2 separate regions of the Homo sapiens genome follow, and region 2 is linked to region 1. Evidence: read pairs that join two places in POLR2A ChIA-PET (ENCODE). Cell type or tissue: OCI-LY7. All regions are shown on one strand.

The links. Peaks named below come from ENCODE experiments on the same cell type or tissue, not always from the same donor. Only the 100,000 strongest peaks of a DNase experiment are listed, where the experiment ranks them.
Region 2: POLR2A ChIA-PET joins it to region 1 with 5 read pairs; 5 of 35 experiments call an interaction of 5 or more read pairs at or near these places.

Annotation. Positions count from the first base shown.
Region 1 is chr7:73,424,787-73,429,786 of GRCh38, reverse strand. No RefSeq gene overlaps it. Among named protein-coding and RNA genes, the nearest start is that of FZD9, 6.5 kb to the left of the region's middle. RefSeq lists an enhancer at 504-1,225. In OCI-LY7, a CTCF peak has its summit at 1,104; no DNase peak of the experiment used is centred here.
Region 2 is chr7:73,525,080-73,530,079 of GRCh38, reverse strand. No RefSeq gene overlaps it. Among named protein-coding and RNA genes, the nearest start is that of BAZ1B, 5.3 kb to the right of the region's middle. RefSeq lists an enhancer at 4,291-4,360. In OCI-LY7, a CTCF peak has its summit at 2,764; DNase peaks (open chromatin) are centred at 3,019 and 4,369; H3K4me3 peaks cover 2,166 bases; H3K27ac peaks cover 3,576 bases.

The sequences.
Region 1 (5,000 bases):
GCAAGACCCCCTCTCTCCACAAAAAAACCCACAAAAAAACAACCATATTATTTCTCTGTATCTGGCCCCAAGGAGGCCTAGGTGCACAGATGATAGTGATGTGTGGCCCCAACTCCTGAGCCCCCAGCTGTCAGGGTGCCAGGAGGTGGGGCTCCCCTCCCACAGACTTGGGAGGTTCAGGCTGCTAGAAACCTCCCAGTGCTGGGGCTAGCCTAAGAGCCAGGTTTTGTGGGCCCCCGCCCCCATCTTGCCAGGGTGGAGAAGCGTCGGGGGGCCCTTCCTCTGGCAGCTTCGGTGGGCAGGGCGCCCCAGGGGCCGTGGGATGCCAGGCCTGTCACCATGGCAACGGCCGCGCCTGGGAAGCCAGAGGAGGGGAGTGGATGAGCTCCGCCCCCACGCAGATGCGGCCTGGGAGAGAAGAGGCCTCTGGCCTCCTGCCCACCCACCCGGCTTTGTCACCCGATCTCCCTCTTTACAAAGGTGGAACAATGCTCCTGGAGCTCACTGAAAGGGAGACTATGCGGAGGACCGGAGGACCGGAGGGGCCGGGAGGAGGGAGGTCACTATCAATGCCCATCTCCGGCACCCCTCCCTGGGCCGAGGGGCCCCCCTAACTCCTCCTCCCCCTGGGGAGAAGCCGTCCCTCCTGGGACCCCTGGCTGGGGCCAGTAGTTGTCCTGCATATGTGGGAAGGGACGCCCTCCTGACCTGTGTCCCTGCATCCCCAACCCTCCCCTCCCCGAACACATGTCAACCCCTAGAGGGTACACCCTCCCCTTCCTTTCCTGCCTCCTCCAGGATGACCCCCACTCAGCGCCCTGCGGACCCTCGTGCCCACCTCTGTGCCTTGCAGCCACCATGCTGCACCTGTGCCTTCATCCCCATGAGCCTGGGGAGGTCAGGGCCCTGGCTGTGCTCTGCAGCGTCTGGGAGCCTGCCCTGGAGTGGGCCCCCATAAATATCTGTTGTGTCTAAAGAATGTCAGAATGAGAAGAGGAGCAGAGATCCTTCTGGAATGGCTGAACTCTTGTGGGGCCTAAGGCTGGGGAAGGGGTATTGATTGGATTCTGGGGGAGAGAGGTGGCGGTGTGAGTAAGCAGGGACCAGAAAGGGGAATATCCTGCGCCTCCTTCAGGTGCCTGGGCTGCCCTACAGGAGAGGCTGTCTGTGGTCTCGGGGTACCCAGCAGGTCCACCCGACACACCTGCTCCCTGGGGCAGGATGGGCAGGAGCACCAGTGTGTTCCTGCGGAGGCAGGTGCCAGTTAGTGTGTGTGTGTTGGGTGGGGGGCTGTGTGTCTGTCTGTGTGTGTGTGTCTCTGTGTGTGTCTCTGTGTGTGTGTCTCTGTGTGTGTCTGTGTCTCTGTGTGTGTCTCTGTGTGTGTGTGTGTGTCTCTGTGTGTGTATGTGTGTCTCTGAGTGTGTGTGTCTGTCTCTGTGTGTGTGTGTCTGTGTGTCTCTGTATGTGTGTCTCTGTGTGTGTGTGTCTGTGTGTGGGGGTGTTCTGTGTGTGTGTCTGTGTGTGTGTCTGTGTGTATCTCTGTGTGTGTGTGTATGTCTTTGTGTGTCTCTATGTGTGTATGTGTGTGTATCTGTGTGTGTCTGTGTCTGTGTGTGCATCTGTGTGTCTGTGTGTGTGTCTCTGTGTGTATGTGTGTGTCTCTGTGTGTGTGTGCGTGTCTTTGTGTGTGTGGTTCTGTGTGTGTCTCTGTGTGTGTGTCTGTGTGTGTCTCTGTGTGTGTCTGTGTGGCTCTGTATGTGTGTCTCTGTGTGTGTGTCTCTATGTGTCTGTGTCTGTGTGTGTGTCTGTGTGTGCGCATCTGTCTGTGTGTGTGTCTGTGTGTGTGTGCGTCTGTGTGTGTGTGTGTGTCTCTGTGTGTGTAGGTTAGGTGTACACACAGGGTCCATGCAGGTGCCTGTTTACTCCTGTGTGTGCACCTGTGCCCAGGTACACAGGCTGTGCACAGGGGCGGGGCTGGAAAGACCCCGGGTGTGGCTCAGGGAATATTTTCCCTTCTGTAGCTTGAGCCCTGGTTCTAACTGAGTTTCCCTTTATGAGCTATCAAGGGCTATACTAGACTGTCTGTTCCATTTTTTCTTTTTTTTTTTTTTCGAGACCAAGTCTCACTCTGTTGCCTAGGCTGGAGTGCAGTGGCATGATCTCGGCTCACTGCAACCTCCGCCTCCTGGGTTCAAGCGATTCTCCTGCCTCAGCCTCCAGAGTAGCTGGGATGACAGGCGTGCGCCACCACACCTGGCTAGTTTTTGTATTTTTAATAGAGACGGGGTTTCACCATGTTGATCGGACTGTTCTCGAACTCCTGACTTCAGGTGATCCACCCTCCACGGCCTCCCAGAGTGCTGGGATTACAGGTGTGAGCCATTGCACCTGTCCCAATTTGATGATTTTTGACCTATGGATTATATGTATGCAGTCTTCATCAGGATTGGTCCACATAATGAACATATTCCAGTTAAAATGCAAATATCTTACTGGAAAGTAGCACATTAAAATGTTAATAACTGGCCAGTCTTGGTGGTTCACGCCTGTAATCCCAGCACTTTGGGAGGCCGATGTGGGAAGATCGTTTGAGCCTGGGGGTTTGAGAGTAGACTGGGCAACATAGCGAGACCCCATCTCTACCAAAAATTTAAAAACTAGGCAGGTGTAATGGTGTGCAACTGTGGCCCTAACTACTCGGGAGTCTGAGGCAGGAGGATTGGTTGAGCTGGGAGGTCGAGGCTGCAGTAAGCTGTGATCTTGCCACTGCACTCCAGCCTGGGCAGCAAAGTGAGACCCCATGTCTACAAAAAAAGGAAAAAATTAACCGAGTATGGTAGCACACACCTGTAGTCCCAGCTACTTGGGAGGCTGAGGCAGGAGGATCACTTGGGCCCAGGAGGTCGAGGCTGCAGTGAACTATGGTTGCAATCACCACTGCACTCCAGCCTGGGCACAGAGACCCTGTCCAAAAAAAAATTAATAACTAGTACATACTACAGTATAGTGTGAAAGGAGCTTAATCATAACTACCATTTATTAAATATTAATTTGTATGTCATTTAATCCTGACAATACCTTATGAGGTGATTATTTATTTATTTTTGTTGAGACAGAGTCTCGCTTTGTCACCCAGGCTGGAGTGCAGTGGCGTGATCTTAGTTCACTGCAACCTCTGTCTCCCAGGTTCAAGTGATTCTCCTGCCTCAGCTTCCTGAGTAGCTGGGATTACAGGAATGCGCCACTACGCCCAGCTAAATTTTTTGTATTTTTAGTAGAGACGGAGTTTCACCATGTTGGCCAGGCTGGTCTCTCCATGTTGGCCTCTCCTGACCTCAAGTGATCCACCCACCTCGGCCTCCCAAAGTGTTGGGATTACGGACATAAGTCACTGCACCTGGCTGGTGGTTATTTTTTATTCTCATTTTTAGATGAGGACATTGATATTTAGAGAGAATTGAAGCAACTTGGGCAAGTGATAATGCCAGGATTTTTTTTTTTAAGACAATGACTGGGCATGGTGGCACGTGCCTGTAGTCCCAGCTACTCCAGAGGCTGAGGCGGGAGAATTGCTTGAAGCCAGGAGGCGGAGGTTGCAGTGAGCCAAGGTCGCACCACTACACTCCAGTCTGGGCGACGGAGTGAGACTCTGCCTCAAAAAAAAAAAAAAAAAGACAGCGAGTATATTTATCACCCCAAAAGTTTTCTTGTGCCCTCCCTCCCTTCCTTGCATCTATAGTCAGGCAGCCAATCACTGCACTACATTTTGTCATGACAGATTAGTTTGCATTTGTTATATAGAATATAATGTTATGATTTTATGTCACTGTTTTTTTTTTTGAGACAGAGTCTTGCTCTGTCACCCAGGATGGAGTGCAGTAGCGCGATCTCGGCTCACTATAACCTCTGCCTGATTTTATGTCACTTTTTAATAGGGGACATTAAGTGAGCACTTACTCCATGCCAGGCAATGGCCCTTTTGTGCCTCTGCAGCACACAGCACAGACTAGACTGGGTTCGGGGGACACAAGATGAGCCAAATTTGGGACCGGGCATAGTGGCTCATGCCTGAATCCCAGTGCTTTGGGAGGCCAAGGTGGGAGGATCACTTGAGGCCAGGAGTTTGAGACTAGCCTGGGCAACATAGTGAGACCCTATCTCTCTATATATATTTTTTAAATTAGCAGGGCATGGTGGCACATGCCTGGAGTCCCAGCTACTCGGGAGGCTGAGGCGGTAGGATGGCTTGGGCCCAGGAGGTTGAGGCTACTGTGAACTATGATCGCGCCACTGCACTCCAGCCTGGGCATGGAGCAAGACCCCATCTCTCTCAAAAACAAAAAAAGATTCAGCTCCTGCCCTAGGGTGGCTCAAGATCAGCTGGAGTGACAGACAGAGCAGTGACCACTCTGGTGTCAGCTGATGCCCATGATTAGAGAGAGAAGCTGTGGGGGCTGGAGTCAGCAAAAACAATGCAGGAGCTGAATCTCAAAACCCAGTGGGAGCCAGGTAGAAGAGAGGGAAGGGTGTTGTTGACAGAGGGACCAGCCTCTGCAAAAGCACTGGCGAGAAACAGGAAGTAGCCCACTTCATGCTGCGGGTCTGGAAAGCCAGGATCTTCCCTCGGGCAATGAGGAGCCTTAGAAGGTTTTTCTTGTTTGTTTTATTTTGTTTTGTTTTTGGTTTTTTAGACGGAGTCTCGCTCTGTTGCCCAGGCTGGAGTGCAATAGCGCGATCTCGGCTCACTGCAATGGCACGATCTTAGCTCACTGCAACCTCTGCCTCCTGGGTTCAAGTGATTCTCCTGCCTCAGACTCCGGAGTAGCTGGGATTGCGCCACCATGCCCGGCTAATTTTTGTATTTTTAGTAGAGATGGAGTTTCACCATGTTGGTCAGGCTGGTCTCGAACTCCTGACCTCGTGATCCGCCGGCCTCTGTCTCCCAAAGTGCTGGGATTTCAGGCATGAGCCACCACGCCTGGCGGAGCCACAGGTTTTAA
Region 2 (5,000 bases), 100 kb before region 1:
CCCAAAGTGCTGGGATTACACGCGTGAGCCACTGTGCCCGGCCCCGAACTTGTCCAGCCCCAGCCCTTTTTCAAGGAGCCCTGGATCTTTTTAGGGGGGAATCTTTTTAATTTTTTTATATTTTGAGACAGGGTCCCACTCTGTCATCCAGGCTAGAGGGCAGGGGGGCAATCACAGCTCACTGCAGCCTTGACCTCCCAGGCTCAAGTGATCTTCCCACCTCAGCCTCCTGAGTAGCTGGGGCTACAGGTACATGGCACCATGCCTGGGTAAATTTTAAAAATTATTTGTAGAGACAGGATGTTACTATATTGCCCAGGCTGGTATCAAACTTCTGGGCTCATGCAATCCTCCTGCTTCAGCCTCCCAAGGTGCTGGGATTACATGCAACAGCCACCATACCTGGCTGGCGTAGTATTTTAAAACCTAGATAGGCCAGTGCAGTGGCTCACAACTGTAATCCCAGCACTTTGGGAGGCCAAGGCGGGCATACTGCCTGAGGTCAGGAGTTGGAGACCATCCTGGCCAACATCGTGAAACCCTGTCTCTACTAAAAAAAAAATACAAAAAATTAGCCAGACATGGTGGCAGGCACCATTAATCCCAGCTACTTGGGAGGCTGAGGCAGGAGAATTGCTTGAACCTGGGAGGCGGAGGTTGCGGTGAGCTGAGATTGGGCCATTGCGCTCCAGCCTCGGCAACAATATGGAAACTCCATCTCAAAAAAAAAGAAAAACAAAAAACAAAACAAAACAAAAAAACTGGCCGGGCATGGTGGCTCACGCCTGTAATCCCAGCATTTTGGGAGGCCGAGGCAGGCGGATCACCTGAGGTTGGGAGTTCGAGACCAGCCTAACCAACATGGAGGAACCCCATGTCTACTAAAAATACAAAATTAGCTGAGCATAGTGGCACATGCCTGTAATCCCAGCTACTCTGGAGGCTGAGGCAGGAGAATTGCTTGAACCCAGGAGGCGGAGGTCGTGGTGAGCAGAGGTCGCGCCATGGCACTCCAGCCTGGGCAACAAGAGCGAAACTCCATCTCAAAAAAAAGAAAGAAAAAAACCAGCTGGGTGCAGTGGCTCACACCTGTAATCCCAGCACTTTGGGAGGCTGAGGTGGGTGGATCACGAGGTCAGGAGTTCAAGACCAGCCTGGCCAAGATGGTGAAACCCCGTCTCTACTAAAAAACAAAAGTAGCTTGGTGTGGTGGCAGGCACCTGTAATCCCAGCTACTTGGGAGGCTGAGGCAGGAGAATCGGTTGAACCTGGGCGGCAGAGGTTGCAAGGTTGCAGTGAGGCAATATTGCGCCACCGCACTCCAGCCTGGGTAATACAGTGAGACTCCGTCGCAAAAAAAAAAAAAAAAAAAAAAAAAAAACCTAGATAAACCTAGGTTTTGATAGCATAAGGAGTTTGAGGGCAGAAGTACCAAGATGGTGGATGGATTGTGGAGGGCCTTGAAGGTTAGGCCACAGTTTGGTTTAATTCTGTTTGCTTTAAGGAGCCATCCATTGGAAGCTGTAAACATTAGAGTGCCACGGTGTGCTGGATACCATGGAGAGGAAAGAGAGGGGAGGCAGGGAGACAGATGGGAAGGACAGTGCCTGCCGGATGTGTTTGCATATATTGAGAGAAGAGTTACAGTTCTGTCAGTCTGGGGACAGAGCAGAGATAGGTCCAGAGAAAACGAAGTAAAAACAGACTGAAGTCATCCAGAGACAACAAAAGAAAGGAAATGTAATGAGTTTACCACATGAATCATCTGAATAATGCATAATCATAAGTTATACGCTGCATGCTGATTTAGCCAATTGCAATATAATTCTTTTGGGAATATGTTTGCATATGTGCGTGGTGTTTGTGGGGCTAAGTTCTCATCTTCCACTGAAGAAAGTCAATAGCTAATATTTATAACTGAAAAACTAGGCCAGGCGCGGTGGCTCACGCCTGTAATCCCAGCACTTTGGAAGGCCGAGGTGGGTGGATTGTTTGAGCTCAGGAGTTCAGGACCAGCCTGGGCAACACAGCGAGCAAGACCCTGTCTCTACAAAAGATACAAAAATTAGGCTGGGTGCGGTGGCTCATGCCTGTAATCCCAGCACTTTGGGAGGCCGAGGCAGGTGGATCACTTGAGGTCAAGAGTTCGAGACCAGCCTGGCCAACATGGTGCAATACTGTCTCTACTAAAAATACAAAAATTAGCCAGGGGTGGCGGCAGGAGCCTGTAATCCCAGCTACTTGGGATGCTGAGGCAGGAGAATCGCTTGAGCCCGGGAGGTGGAGGTTGCAGTGAGCCAAGATTGCACCACTGCACTCCAGTCTGGGCAACAGAGCGAGACTTGGTCTCAAAAAAAAAAAAAAAAAAAAGATACAAAAATCAACTGGGTGGCACATGCCTGTGGTCCCAGCTACTCTAGAGGCTGAGGTGGGAGGACTGCTTGAGAAAGGGACTTCGAGGCTGCAGTGAGCTTTGATCACACCACTGCACTCCAGCCTGGGTGACACAGTGAGACCCTGTCTCAAAAAAAAAAAAAAAAAAAAAAGGAAAAAAAAACTGAAACTGAAAATAGCAGTATATGAATTATTAAAAATATAGAGCTAAAGACTAGAGGAAACGTTTAAGGAGTTGGAAATGGATGCCCAAGGGGAGCAGGAAGTGGTTAGAGGAGTGTGGCTGGGCTGCTTTTTGTAGGAGTATTTGATTTTCTTTGGAACTATGTTTTTATGTTTTTTAAAAATCCATCCATCTGCACACTGATATATGTTTCTTTTTGGAACTGTTTTCATTTTACCATGATAATACATAATTTGAATGCAACTGAAAACATTTTTTTAAGCAACAAGTCAGTATCATAGCAATTTTGGGCAGAAATAATAAAGGCCTGAAGCAGGTGCTGTGGAAAGACAGGAAGGGGAAACAGTTCAAGATTTTAGGCTGCTAGAATGGATGTTATCTAGTTGCCCCTGAGGCTGTGGAGCTCAAGAGAGAGGTCAGAGGCTGAGCCTGTGGGCTAAACAGGAAGGCGAAGCCATTAAGAGAAATAAAACCAGGGCCAGGTGCGGTGGCTCATGACTGTAATTACAGCACTTTGGGAGGCCAGAGTGAGAGGATCATTTGAGCCCAGGAGGCAGGAGTTTGAGAATAGCCCAGGCAATATATAGTGAGACGTGTCTTTATTAAAATATATATATATATATATATATATATTTTTTTTTTTTTAGATGGAGTCTCATTCTGTCACCCAGGCAGGAGTGCAGTGGCGCGATCTCGGCTCATTGCAACCTCCGCCTTCTGGGTTCAAGCGATTCTCCTGCCTCAGTCTCCCGAGTAGCTGGGACTACAGGCACACACCACCACACCCAGCTAAATTTTTATATTTTTAGTAGAGCCAGACAGGGTTTCACCATATTGGCCGGGCTGGTCTCCAACTCCTGACCTCGTGATTTGCCCGCCTCGGCCTCCCAAAGTGCTGGGATTACAGGCATGATCCACCCCTGCCCGGCCTAAAATAGTTTTTAAAATGTATTTTAAAAAAGAAAGAAAGAAAAAGAGCCAGGAGTGGTGGCTCACGCTTGTAATCCTGGCAGTTTGGGAGGCTTAGGTGGGTGGATCATTTGAGCTCAGGAATTTGAGACCATCCTGGGCAACATGGTGAGACCCTGTCTCTGCCAAAAACACAAAAAAAGAGCTGGGCATGGTGTTGTGTGCCTGTGGTCCCAGCTATTTGGGAGGCTGAGGTGGGAGGATCACTTGAGCCTGGGAGGTGGACGTTGCAGTGAGTTGAGATTGTGCAACTGCACTCCAGCCTGGGCAACAGAGTGAGACCCTATCTCAAAAACAAACTAATAATGTAGTCATTATAAAAACATAATCATAAAATATAGAAAAATATAAAGAAGAAAATCACATCAATTGTAATTCCAGTGAAAAAGGAGGGGTGAAAAAAAAGAAAAGAAAAAAAATTGTAATTCCAGGCCTGGTGCGGTGGCTTATGCCTGTAATCCCAGCACTTTGACAGGCTGAGGAGGGAGGAAACCTTGAGGCCAGGGGCTTGAGGCCAGCCTGGGCAACACAGTGAGACCCCATCCCCGTCACCGTCTCTACAAAAAAGAAAATACTTAGCAGGACATGGTGGTGTGTGCCTGTAGTCCCAGCTACTCTGGAGGCTGAGGATCTTGAGTCCAGGAGGTCGAGGTTGCAGTGAGCTGTGATCCCCCACTGCACTCACTCCAGCCTGGGCGACAGTGCAAGATCTTGTCTCAAAATGAGACAAAACGCAAAAACCATAAATCCATTTCCCCGAGATGAGCACTGTTCTTTATTTGGGGTCTCTTCATAAGCTCTATATGGTTCCTGAAGCTCAAGTTTCTGTACTGTGACCACCAAGCCCCACCTCCAGCTCCCACTTCCTCCCTCAGAATTTCCGGCTGTGTTCTGGATGGCTCTTCAGGGTACCTGGAGTTCACATGGCTGAAACCAAGCCCATTACCGATTTTCCCATCTCAGATCCCATCTTCACCAATCCCAGCAATGGATTCTAGCCCACAGCGGACCCAAGCGCTGAAATGATTATGGTGCCCAGTTCACATGTGCAAAGTGAGATGCTGTTCTGAAATATCAAATTGTTTTCTTTTGCTTTTTTTTTTTTTTTTTTGAGATGGAATTTCGCTTTATCGCCCAGACTGGGCACCATCTCAGCTCACTGCAACCTCTGCCTCCCGGGTTCAAGCAATTCTCCTGCCTCAGCCTCCCAAGTAGCTGGGATTACAGGTATGCGCCACCACGCCCGGCTGATTTTTGTATTTTTAGCAGAGACGGGGTTTTGCCATGTTGCCTAGACTTGTCTCAAACTCTTGGCCGCAAAGTATCCTCTCTCCTCAGCCTCCCAAAGTGCTGAGATTACAGGTGTGAGCCACCATGCCTAGCCCTGTAATTCCCTTCTAAGTAGTCACTCCGATTCAGCCATTACAGAATATATCAGGATGGTCACTTCCTT